Regions from separate parts of the Homo sapiens genome. Here region 1 is linked to region 2. A link is a contact called in ENCODE Hi-C or POLR2A ChIA-PET data. All regions are on one chromosome and are shown on one strand. Each heading gives the region's core, a stretch centred on a gene start or an enhancer-like site at or near the end of the contact. The rest is flanking DNA. Distances are from core to core; before and after follow the strand shown.

Region 1 (6,282 bases), core at 1,189-3,688, 90 kb before region 2:
AACCCCAGCTACTTCTGCATTATTTGCCACGTAGAAATTAGATGATCACTAAGGTCCTTTTTCAGCTCTTAAATGTGAGGATATTTGTTCACAGTTGGGCTATAGAACCATAGTGGCATAAAAAGCAGCTATCATCTAGTTTCATTTTCAACGTGAAAGTACCTTAAAAGCAGTTCTCTTACCTCAGGATAATAGTTAAATATTGGTGGCAAACAGGAACAGCAATTACAACAAAATTTGCTAGTTTTTTTTTTGTTTTTTTGGTTTGTTTTTTTTAGACAGTTCTCTTCAAGTCTTATGGGAAGTCGTGTGGAAGGAAACGGGGGAAGAAACCAAATACTCGACTAGTCCTAACTATGTGACTTCGAAAAAGATACTATATATTTATACTTCATTTTTCACTGCTGTAAAGTTAAGATTTTACCTGCCTCAGTCTACCCTCTGGGAGCAAGATAATGAATGAAATATTAGGAATTTTCAAAGGCTGGTTTACTGTGAAGCGTGTTTCAGAGCTTCTTATACCAGCTTCATCTAAGACTCTATACTTAATTTTAAGTGAGAATTTATTTATTTATTTAGAGACAAAGTCTTGCTCTGTCGCCCAGGCTGGAGTGCAATGGCACGATCTCGGCTCACTGCAACCTCCACCTCCTGGGTTCAAGCTATTCTCCTGTCTCAGCCTCCTGAGTAGCTGGAATTATAGGTATGCGCCACCACGCCCAGCTAATTTTTTTCTATTTTCAGTAGAGACGGGTTTTACCATGTTGACCAGCCTGGTCTTGAACTGCTGACGTCAAGTGATCTACCTGCCTCAGCCTCCCAAAGTGCTGAGATTATAGGCATGAGCCACTATGCCCGACCTATTTTTTTCTTTTTCTTTTTTTTCTTTTTGAGACGGAGTCTCGCTCTGTCACCCAGGCTGGAGTGCAGTGGTGCCGATCTCGGCTCACTGCAACCTCTGCCTCCTTGGTTCAAGCGATTCTCCTGCCTCAGCCTCCCGAATAGCTGGAACTACAGGCGTGTACCACCACACCTGGCTAATTTTTTGTATTTTTAGTAGAGATGGGGTTTCACCGTGTTAGCGAGGATGGTCTGGATCTCCTGACCTTGTGATCTGCTTGCCTCAGCCTCCCAAAGTGCTGGGATTACAGGCATGAGCCACCGCGCTGGCCCTATTTTTTTCTTAAAGAGGCCCTCAAATTTGTTTACTCTGCAGTCCTCGTAAGAACTGAATCTAGCACCATATCTTTAAATGTCCTGAGATCCTTGGGAGGAATAGTAACAGAAGTTCAATCTTACATTAAATTTAAAATTTTCTTGATTACCCTCCAAAATAGTAAAGTATGACTTAGGGCAGCATGGTTCAGGAGAATAAATTTCTGTAATGGAAAATCAGAAGTCCTGGATTTTTTTTTTTCCAGACAAGTTCTTACTTTGTCACCTAGGTTGGAGTGCAGTGGCACAATCTCGGCTCACTATAGCCTCAGCTTCCTGGGCTCAAGCAATCCTCCCACCTCAAGCCCCAAGTAGCTGGGACTACAGGCACGTGCTACCATGCCCAGCTAATTTTTTTGTATTTTATTTCATAGAGACGGGGGTCTCACTGTGTTACCCAGGCTGTTCTCAAACTCCTGGACTCAAGCAACCCTCCCACCTCGGTCTCCCAAAGTGCTAGGATTACAGGCATGAGCCACTGCACCTGGCCAGAAGTCTGGGATTTTAATTTGGGGATAATGCTGCCACAGAGGTGTGATGTGATGCTTAACTTTTCTGAGATTGAGTATAAAAAGAAAAAAAGGAGTTGAAATGGTGTATCTTTAAAATTCTTTCCAGTATGAAACATTCTAATTCTTATTTACTTTATTAATACTGAAATATTGTGGAGTTTTCGAATTCACTGGCTCCAGGATAGTGCTGCCAGAGAAAAACATTGTTGAGAAGAACATTATTGTTGAAAAAAACATTGAAACACAACTAAGATCTTCAATGAATCATCTTTCTTGAAGTTTCTGGGAAAGGGAAAATTATTTTAAAAATATATATTTCTACTCTCTATCAAGTGTTCTTTCTTTCTTTCTTTCTTTCTTTTTTTTTTTTTTTTTGAGATGGAGTCTTGCTCTGTCACCCAGGCTGGAGTGCAGTGGTGTAACTCGGCTCACTGCAACCTCTGCCTCCTGGGCTTAAGTGATTCTCATGCCTCAGCCTCCCAAGTAGCTGGGATTACAGGCATGCGCCACCAGTGTTCTTTCTTATAGTAAGTTAGAATGTCTTGTGAGAAATAATTTACTTGATTACCATTGTTAGAAGGTTTCCATTTCTTAGAATAAAGAAGTGTTTGCGAAGAAAATTATTTCAATTGCACATCTCTGATGAAATCTTCTACTCCGTGCTAGTTGGATTGTTTATTTGGCCCAAGGGCCTAAAACCTGAAATACTACATTCTTGGCGCAGTTCTACATTCTCACTATAAATGTAATACCTGAGGTTGCAGGAGGTTAAGGAAGAGGGAAAAACTTATTTTATGCCTGTTATTTCATCTTATCCTCTTAGAAGAAAAAATATTCTTGTTTATCTTTTGGGGAAAGGATTAATTTGAATGGTCATTTTAATTATAAGATTGAAATGGAACAGGGAAGGTGATTTCATCAGATTTTTATGGAATATCTGCTACTTAAAGAAGCCGTAGGGCCCAGCATTTCCACTCATAGGCATATGCTCAAGAAAAATGAAAACATATATCCGCCTAAAAACTTATACATGAATAATTCTAGTAGCACTATCCATAATGGCCAAAAGTTAAAGCAGTCCAAATGTCCATCACCTGATAAATGGATAAAATGTGACATATCCATATAATGGAATATTATTTGGCAATAAAAAGAAATACTGATTCATGCTATGCATTGGATTTGAAAACATGCTGAGTGAAAAATGCCAGTCATGAAAGACCACATATTGTATGATTCCGTTTATATGAAATTCCCAGAACAAGGAAATCTATAAAGATGGAAAGTATGTTAGTAAATTTCTTAGGAATGGAGGGAATGGGGTGGGGCGAGGCTGGGGTAATAGCTAAAGGGTATGGTTTTGTGTGTGTATGTATGGTGATGAAAATGTTCTAAAAATAACTGTGGTTGGTAACGGTTGTACATATCTAAAATGCTAAATACTAAATATACTAAAAACCATTGAATTGTACACTTTAAATGGGCAGAGTGTATGATAGGTGAATTATATCTCAATAACACTGTTTTTATTTTTTAAAATATCAGGGGTTACAATGATTAATCCAAATGTGGACTTAGACAATTACCCTTCTCTGAAGAAGCACTTGCCATCCAGTTTTAGAATACTAACTATGTGTGTTGAAAACTGATGCAAAGGGAGAAAATAGTAGGTTTTATAGAAGTGACATTTAGCCGGGCGTGGTGGCTCACACCTGTAATCCCAGCACTTTGGGAGGCTGAGGCGGGCGGATCACGAGGTCAGAAGATCGAGATCATCCTGGCTAACATGGTGAAACCCCATCTCTACTAAAAATACAAAAAAAAATTAGCTGGGCGTGGTGGCGGGCGCCTGTAGTCCCAGCTACTGGGGAGGCTGAGACAGGAGAATGGCGTGAACCCGGGAGGCGGAGCTTGCAGTGAACCGAGATCGGCGCCACTGCGCTCCAGCGTGGGAGACAGAGCAAGACTTTGTCTCAAAAAAAAAAAAAAAAAAAAAAGTGACATTTAGCTGGACTGTAAGAATAGCTGAGATTTGGGCCTTATAAGCAGAGGACACAACTTAGACAAAGACCAAGTGAGAAGTGAAATACAAAGTATATATACAAATGTAACTGAATGGAATTTATTTTTTCCTGATTATAGAGTTTAAGAATTTAGGTTAGACTACTGGTTTGAAGCCAGCTTTGAATGTTCGTTAGGTAAAGTTATTATTATTATTATTGTTATTCTTTATCCCATAGGAAGTAGTGAGATTTTGAAAGATTTTGAGCAGAGCTGTGATATTATCTGAACCATGCTTTAGAAAGATGATTATGGTAATAGTGTTTTTCTAATTCCAGAAAAGATAGAGGCTGTAAGAGGAAAAGAAAAGGAGAGAGCATATGAATGCCAGAGAAATGGAAAAACAGGAAGCAGAAATTGGGGATTAATTGAATGTTAAGGGACAGGGAAAAAGAACAAAGTTAATGGGAGGTGTATGTGAGCCATTTAGGGGAGAAGCCGAATAGATATTTGAAAATACAGGACTGGGGCTTGGAATAATGGTCAGTACTGTCTAGTGACACAGTATTACTTAAAATCATTAAATGGGCAGAAATTAAGATAGCAGCTTGCAGTCACACAGAGGACTTGGGGAAATCCTTAGAGGAACACATTCATTTAGGCATCAGAGAGAAGAGGAAGTATAATCAGAATAATTTGGAAAAACAGAAGACAGTTTCATGGGATCCAAGAGACATTTATGAAGAAGGAAGTGGGGGTAGTAAAATGGAAGAAAATTGAAAATATCCTTTAGGTTCAATGGATGAACTTCAGGAATACTGTCTTCAGCTTCAATAGCAATGCAATATTGTAGCAGAAAAGCAAACAAAGAAAAGATAAAACTGAGAAGGCTTAATTCCTAGAAGTCTTAGAGAGATAATTTTAGAACATATATAGAGCTTGGCAACCAAAGATGAAGAGAATATGCATGCATTTTAAGAAAATTATGTAAAAGTGGGCTGGGCGCAGTGGCTCACGCCTGTAATCTCAGCACTTTGGGAGGCCGAGGCAGGTGCATCATCGCAAGTCAGGAGTTTGAGACCAGCCTGGCCAATATAACGAAACCCCATCTCTACTAAAAATACAAAATTAGCCAGGCGTGGTGGTGCACGCCTGTAATCCCAGCTACTTGGAAGGCTGAGGCAGGAGAATCGCTTGAACCCAGAAGGCAGAGGTTGCAGTAAGCCGATACTGCATCACTGCACTCCAGCCTGAGTCTCAAAAAAAAAAAAAAAAAAAAAAAGAAGAGAGAGATAGAGAAAGAAAATTAATTATGTAACTATTTAGAGAGAGGATAATTAGCCCAGCATGGTGGCAAGAGCCTGTCCTCCCAGCTACTCAGGAGGCTGAGGCATGAGAATCGTTTGAACCTGGGAGGTGGAGGTTGCAGTGAGCTGAAATCTCGCCACTGTACTCCAGCCTGGGCAACAGAGCCAGACTCTGTCTCAAAAAATAAAAAAAGAAAGAAAGAAAGAGAGAGAAGAAAGAGAAGAAAGAAAGAAAGAGAAAGAAAACTATTTTCTAGGAATGAATGTTTCCTGATTTGTAAGATGCCTTATTTGAAACTCTCTTTCTTTTCTTTTTTCTTTTCTTTTGTTTTCTTTTCTTTTCTTTCTTCTGAGACAGAGTTTTGCTCTTGTTGCCAGGCCGGAGTGCAATGGCATGATCTCGGCTCACCCCATCTTCCGCCTCCCAGGTTCAAGCGATTCTCCTGCCTCAGCTGCCCGAGTAGCTGGGATTACAGGAATGCGCCACCACACCCGGCTAATTTTGTATTTTTAGTAGAGACAGGGTTTCTCCATGTTGGTTAGGCTGGTCTTGAACTCCTGACCTCAGGTGATCCACCCGCCTTGGCCTCTCAAAGTGCTGGGATTACAGGTGTGAGCCACTGTGCCTAGCTGAAACTACTTTCTTAGAAATTTAGCAACTAGTGTTCATATGATGTCATAAGGAATATTTTAGTTTATTGGAGCTATAGTCAGACTACATTAGCAGAGTAGACATGCAAACATTGCAGTTATTGATTGGTTAGTGGTTAGGTAAAATGTGATGCTGAATTCAGGCAAGTTTTAGCTACCAGTTAATCTGAAGCATTCCACAGCCACAGACAGAATCGGAAGGAGTAACAGAAATAATGAAAACGTTCAGTTTATAACTATAGGCATGAGACAAGAGTGGGATATTCTCAGCAAGAAAAATGTGAAAATGGAAGTCCATAGTTTTTTTCTAGTTTTTTCCTGTAAGGCCTTCATCTACAATGCTAGTCAAGCATCTAAAAATTATTCCAATATATGTAGGTTTTAAATTGTTATATTCTTTGACCCAATAATTCTACTTCTAGAAAGCCATTCTCAAGAAAGCCTCCAAAATGTAGATAAGTAATAGGCACCAAGATCTTCCAGACACAATAATTTTCAATAGTTCAACAAAAGGTTGAATACAGCCTTGGTTTTTGATTGTGGAGAAATGGTTGTGAATGAATTGCAGCTCTTCCATAAGACAGACAATAAGTAGT
Region 2 (5,854 bases), core at 6-2,505:
AATGGTATCCTTTCCATTGATTAGAATTGTTTCTTCCTTAAAGTTGTACTTCAGAAACATATAAGCGTGAAGAAGTAAAATTGATACATATATTTCAAACTACTTCTTTTCCTCCTTTCATCTTGAATTATGTCCATTAAAAAAACACATTTTCTGATAATAAAATAGATCATTTATTTTCTTTAGAGGGTTAGGTGCCTTTTGGGTGATGCTATCCTTTTTTGGTCTTAAAATATCCTCTGCTCTTATTCTTAATACTTGAAAGAGTATTATCCTTCAGAAAAGAGAAATGAATATGAAACCCAGTGTTAGTTTCAACTGGAAAGGTTTCAAAGTTTGGCTAATGTTTAATGGTGTACTTTGATAATACTATCTAGTTACAGAACAGCACTCTCTTGTTAGTAAGGACTCAATTTAGTATGCAGGGCCACCTTCTAAAAAGAGCAGAGAAACAAACTCTTCTTTGTATAAAATGTATTTTAACCCATAAACTGAAAATAGTACAGAAAATTAATAGCAGCTTGAAAATTTCCTGTAAAGCTTGGTTGGGTGTTAGGCTGGGGAGATGGGCCTTACAGTAGATAGGAGTGACCAAATCACTTAGTGAAGAACAAGACTAAAGTTACAATCCTGGAATTAAGATTTTTTTTCTAAAATAGGAAAAATAGGGAGGAAGTGATCAGGAAAATAAAGAGAGAAGATAAATTGAAGGAAGGACTGGAAAAATCACAAAAGATTTAATAGAAATGAGCAAGAGGTGCTGAAATGTACATTTACAAGCTTTAATTTGTTGGATGTTCACTTGAAAATGAGTTAAGGAAAAGTTACTAAGAAAAGTAGCCTTCCAAAAATCATAGCAATGCTTTGTCCTCTTTAGGAGAGTGAGTGAATGTATTATAATTTGGTAACATTTCTTTTGTAGAGAAGGGGATGGGGGAGACATGATTTAAGAGATCTCTTGATCTCATACTCACCTCTTCATATTAGGAATAGGAAATAAATCATGTTCAGACTAATTTAAAAGGTCTATGACTGTTAGAGACATGATCCTTAAAAAAAAAAAAAAATATATATATATATATATATATATACACACACACACACACACACATATACAAAACAAACCAGTGTAGTAGTTCTCAACTAGAGGAATTTTGTTCCCAAGGGAACATTTGGCAATATCTGGAGATACTTTTCATTGTCATGTGGTGGGAGGTGCTACTGCCATCTAGTGGGTAGAGGCCAGGGATGCTGCTAAACATCCTGCAATGCACAGGACGGCCCCCACAACAGATAATTATCGGGCTCGTTGTCAGTAGTGTTGGTGAGAAATCTTGGTGCAGTAGAAATAACATGGCTCTGGAGTTATACAGAGATGGGCCTGATTCCCAATCCAGTCCTTATTAGCTGTGTTAATGTGAACATGTAATATATGTGATGGTATATCAAAAATATGTAAACATATTTTGACTGAATAAATAATTTCTTTTTGTTGTTGTTGTTTTTTTTTGAGACAGAGTCTCTGTCACCCAGGCTGGAGTGCAGTGGAGTGATCTTAGCTCACTGCAGCCTCCGCCTCTCGGGTTCCAGCAATTCTCCTGCCTCAACCTCCCAAGTAACTAGGATTACAGGTGCCCACCACCATGCCTGGCTAATTTTTGTATTTTTAGTAGAGACGGGGTTTTACCATGTTGGCCAGGCTGGTCTCCAACTCCTGACCTCAAGTGGTCTGCCTGCCTCAGCCTCCCAAAGTACTGGGATTACAGGCGTAAGCCATCGTGCCCGGCCTGAATAAAGAGTTTCTTTCAAGAATCAATTTCTTCAACTATAAAACTAAGATGTTATCACCTACCTCATGAATGAAATGAATGAGTGAATGAGATGGTTTTGAGGACTAGGGATAAAATACATAAAGAGTATCTATCTAGCACAGTGCCCCCTACGGGTGAGCATTCACTAAACAGTAGGTAAATTGATGGTGAAGGTGATGGATAAAATTATGCCACAGGGCCGTTCTACTTTGCATGAAAGCTTGTCTCCCATGAACCTGGTTACCTGAGTTCTGTTTCCTAACCCAATTCAGGTTACACGACAGATCCATGAGCATGAGCAGGAGAACGAGTTGCGGGAACAGATGTCAGGTTATAAGCGGATGCGGCGCCAGCACCAGAAGCAGCTGATCGCCCTGGAGAACAAGCTGAAGGCTGAGATGGACGAGCACCGCCTCAAGCTACAGAAGGAGGTGGAGACGCATGCCAACAACTCGTCCATCGAGCTGGAGAAGCTGGCCAAGAAGCAAGTGGCTATCATAGAAAAGGAGGTCAGTATGTGCACACACGCCTTCATGCCACAACCAAGCCCAGCCTGTTGGGGTCAGTGGCAGGATGTTAGCAAGAGGCAGGAGTGGGGGATGGAGGAAAATTGTTGTTTCCGGGGTGGCAAAATTGGGTTTCTAGATTTTATAGGGCTATGTAAAATTGTCGTTCAGAGCTAAAATAGCAACTGAAAATATATGTTACATTCTTGTCCATTCAAATATATTCTGAGGCCAGGCGTGGTGGCTCACGCCTGTAATCCCAGCACTTTGGGAGGCCGAGGCAGGCAGATCACCTGAGGTCAGGAGTTCGAGACCAGCCTGGCCAACATGGTGAAACTCCATCTCTTCTAAAAATACAAAAATTAGCCGGGCATGGTGGCACATGCCTGTAATCCCAGCTACTCAGGAGGCTGAGGCAGGAGAATTGCTTGAACCTGGAAGGCAGAGGTTGCAGTGAGCCAAGATCATGCCATTACACTCCAGCCTGGGCAACAGAGGAAGTCTCTTCTCAAAAAAAAAAAAAAATTATACTTATGTATATTCTGAGTATCAGTCCCTTGATGGTGGCCTGGGTACAAGTAAAGGGAAACAAGATGCTTCCATCTTCTGAGAACGTGCACAACAAAAGTCTGTTACTGTATCTGCCATACCCACAGTCCTCTTCAAAAGAAAACTGCTTTACAAATAGTCTCTTATAGTAGTGATAATCCCTGCCTACAGCTGATGAGCCCCTGAGCAAAAGGAGCAAATAATGAGTCCGGCAATTATTTGGATTTTCTAGGGAACATCTCTCGTCCCCATCCACGTTCTAAACTAATTTTAAAAGCAGACAAGGCCAGATGTGGTGGCTTACACCTATAATCCCAGCACTTTGGGAGGCCAAGGTGGGTGGATCTCTTGAGCCCACGAGTTCAAGACCAGCCTGGACAATGTGGCAAAACCCCGTCTCCACAAAAAATACAAAAGTTAGCTGGGTGTGGTGGCACATGCCTATAGTCCCAACTAATTGGGAGGCTGAGGCAGGAAGATTGCTTGAGCCCAGAAGGCAGAGGTTGCAGTGAGCCGAGATTGTGTCACTGCACTCTAGCCTGGGTGACAGAGCGAGACCCTGTCTCAAAAAAAAAAAGGCCAGGCACAGTGGCTCACGCCTGCAATCCCAGCACTTTGGGAGGCCGAGGTGGGTGGATCGCCTGAGGTCAGGAATTCGAGACCAGCCTGGCCAACATGGTGAAACCCCGTCTCTACTAAAAATACAAAAATTAGCTGGGCGTGGTGGCAGATGCCTATAATCCCAGCTACTCAGAAGGCTGAGGCAGGAGAATCGCTTGAACCTGGGAGGCAGAGGTTGCAGTGAGTTGAGATTGTGCCATTGCACTCCAGCCTGGGTGACAAGAGCGAGACTTCATCTCCAAAAAAAAAAAAAAAACCAGCCAGGCATGGTGGCTCATGCCTGTAATCCCAGCACTTTGGGAGGCTGAGGTGGGTGGATCACTTGAGGTCAAGAGTTTGAGACCAGCCTGGCCAACATGGTGAAACCGTATCTCTACTAAAAATACAAAAAATTAGCTGGGCATGGTGGCAGGTGCCTGTAATCCCAGCTACTCGGGAGGCTGAGACAAGAGAATCACTTGAACCCGGGAGGCGGAGATTGCAGTGAGCCGAGGTCACGCCATTGCATTCCAGCCTGGGCAACAAGAACAAGACTCCGACTGAAAAAAAAAAAAAAAAAACAGAAGGGTAAGGCAGATAGTCATAATATCATCTTTTTTTATTATTATTATGCTTTAAGTTCTAGGGTACATGTGCACAACGTGCAGGTTTGTTACATATGTATACATCTGCCATGTTGGTGTGCTGCACCCATTAACTCGTCATTTACATTAGGTATATCTCCTAATGCTATCCCTCCTCCCTCCCCATAATATCATCTATTACTGATACATGTTAGGTACAAGAGGTGATTTATGTCTGCAGGAAAACAAAATTAAGCAGATCTGCCTGCTCAAGCAGTGCTAAAACTGAGTCACCTTTCCTGCCACCCCCATGAGACTTCCATAGTGTTGAAAAATGTGGTGGACATGTGCTCCCTGGGCATGCAGTGACTGGGGACACAGTTCCAGGGTGTTTCCATAATTGAGCTTGCTCTCTGTCTCTCTTGGTCTCTCTGTCTCTCTCTGTCTCCACATGGAAGGAACAATCAGGTTGTAGAAGAAAGATTTCCCCCAACAGCCATCAATCTGTGAGGCAGTCTGGCATGAAAACCTCTGCCCAGACAAGGATGATGTTGATTAAATAAATCAGTCAGATTCTTTCTTGGGATTTGACTTGGTAAATATGTTGTGAGAATTGTTCATAATGGAAGAATTGTCCTTCATGGAAGTTGCAGGTGAAAAAGATACGTAAAAAGAGCCATGAGCCATGAAGCATAATTCCCCCTCTATCTCCCAAGTCGCTCGTCTTACGTATATCCTTCACCCAGTGGTTACCAGAAACAGATTTGGTCACTTTCAGGAGCCAGTATTTATTGGATGACCTTTTATATAGTATGTGTTTTATTCATTTAGGACCCCAAAAAATGTCATGATGTGTGACTGTTGTGGATTGCAGCAGGTGCCTAAGAGAATAAAATGGCTCATGCCTGTAATCCCAGTACTTTGGGAGGCCGAGGCAGGTGGATCATTTGAGTTCAAGAATTCAACACCAGCCTGGCCAACATGGTGAAACCCTGTCTCTACTAAAAATACAAAAATTAGGTGGATGTGGTGGCTTGTGCCTGTAATCCCAGCTACTGGGGAGGCTGAGGCATGAGAATCACTTGAACGCAGGAGGTGGAGGTTGCAGTGAGCCGAGATCATGCCACCGCACTCGAGCCTGTGTGGCAAAGGGAGACTGTCTCAGAAAAAAAAAAGAAAACAAAATGCCGTTAGCGTTCCAATTACACTTGAGTTGATACCACTGGAAAATCTGATAGTTGGAATAGTTAATCAGTTAGAGTTTGATTCTTGGAATAAAACTGGCCAGGCATGGTTATTTATACATTTTTACAACTTAACCTTTGGGCTATCAACAATATGATGTAAAAACCTTTATTAGATTTATATCAGAACTAAATCCTTAGTTCTGACCGGGCATGGTGGCTCACGCCTGTAGTCTCAGCACTTTGGGAAGCTGAGGAGAGAGGATAGCTTGAGGCCAAGCATTTGAGATGACCCTAGGCAACAAAGTGGGACCCAGTCTCTACGATCATTTTTTAAAAATACTTAGCCAGGACTGGTGCTGCACGCCTGTGGTCCCAGCAGCTCAGGAGGCTGAGGCAGGAGGATCGCTGGATCCCGGGATTTTTAGGCTGCAGTGAGCTATGCTCGAGCCACTGCACTCCAGCCTGAGCGACAGAGCGAGACCTCATCTCAAAAAAAAATGTTATTCTTAGGTCTCCTTTCATCCCATGAATGTTTTTGTGTTCAGTAAAGCATGTTTATGGTTCACCTTCATATTTTTCCCATAATTCAGAATGTATTTTTCTTTTTCTTTTTCTTT

The links. A loop is a pair of places that touch in the nucleus more often than their neighbours do. ChIA-PET counts read pairs that join two places held with the same protein, here RNA polymerase II (POLR2A). Pooled maps may share reads with other maps.
Region 1: a map of PC-3 shows a loop between it and region 2 (2.6-fold over the local background). The contact joins two enhancer-like sites. A Hi-C loop is called at or near these places in 4 of 168 maps with a recorded cell type or tissue (Calu3, PC-3, endothelial cell of umbilical vein and 1 more) and 2 of 50 pooled maps. POLR2A ChIA-PET finds 5 or more read pairs at or near these places in 3 of 52 experiments (GM12878, HEK293 and endothelial cell of umbilical vein).

What each region holds. Positions count from the first base shown.
Region 1 is chr12:118,268,112-118,274,393 of GRCh38, reverse strand. All of the region lies in intron 1 of TAOK3 (TAO kinase 3), which reads left to right. Among named protein-coding and RNA genes, the nearest start is that of TAOK3, 100 kb to the left of the region's middle. Within about 2 kb of position 2,438, at least 5 of the 41 ENCODE cell types and tissues checked have a DNase peak (open chromatin) inside an H3K27ac peak, as active enhancers do.
Region 2 is chr12:118,177,837-118,183,690 of GRCh38, reverse strand. TAOK3 (TAO kinase 3) reads left to right here. Exons shown (of 21, transcript NM_016281.4): 15 at 2,084-2,320. Among named protein-coding and RNA genes, the nearest start is that of PEBP1, 45 kb to the right of the region's middle. Within about 2 kb of position 1,255, at least 3 of the 41 ENCODE cell types and tissues checked have a DNase peak (open chromatin) inside an H3K27ac peak, as active enhancers do.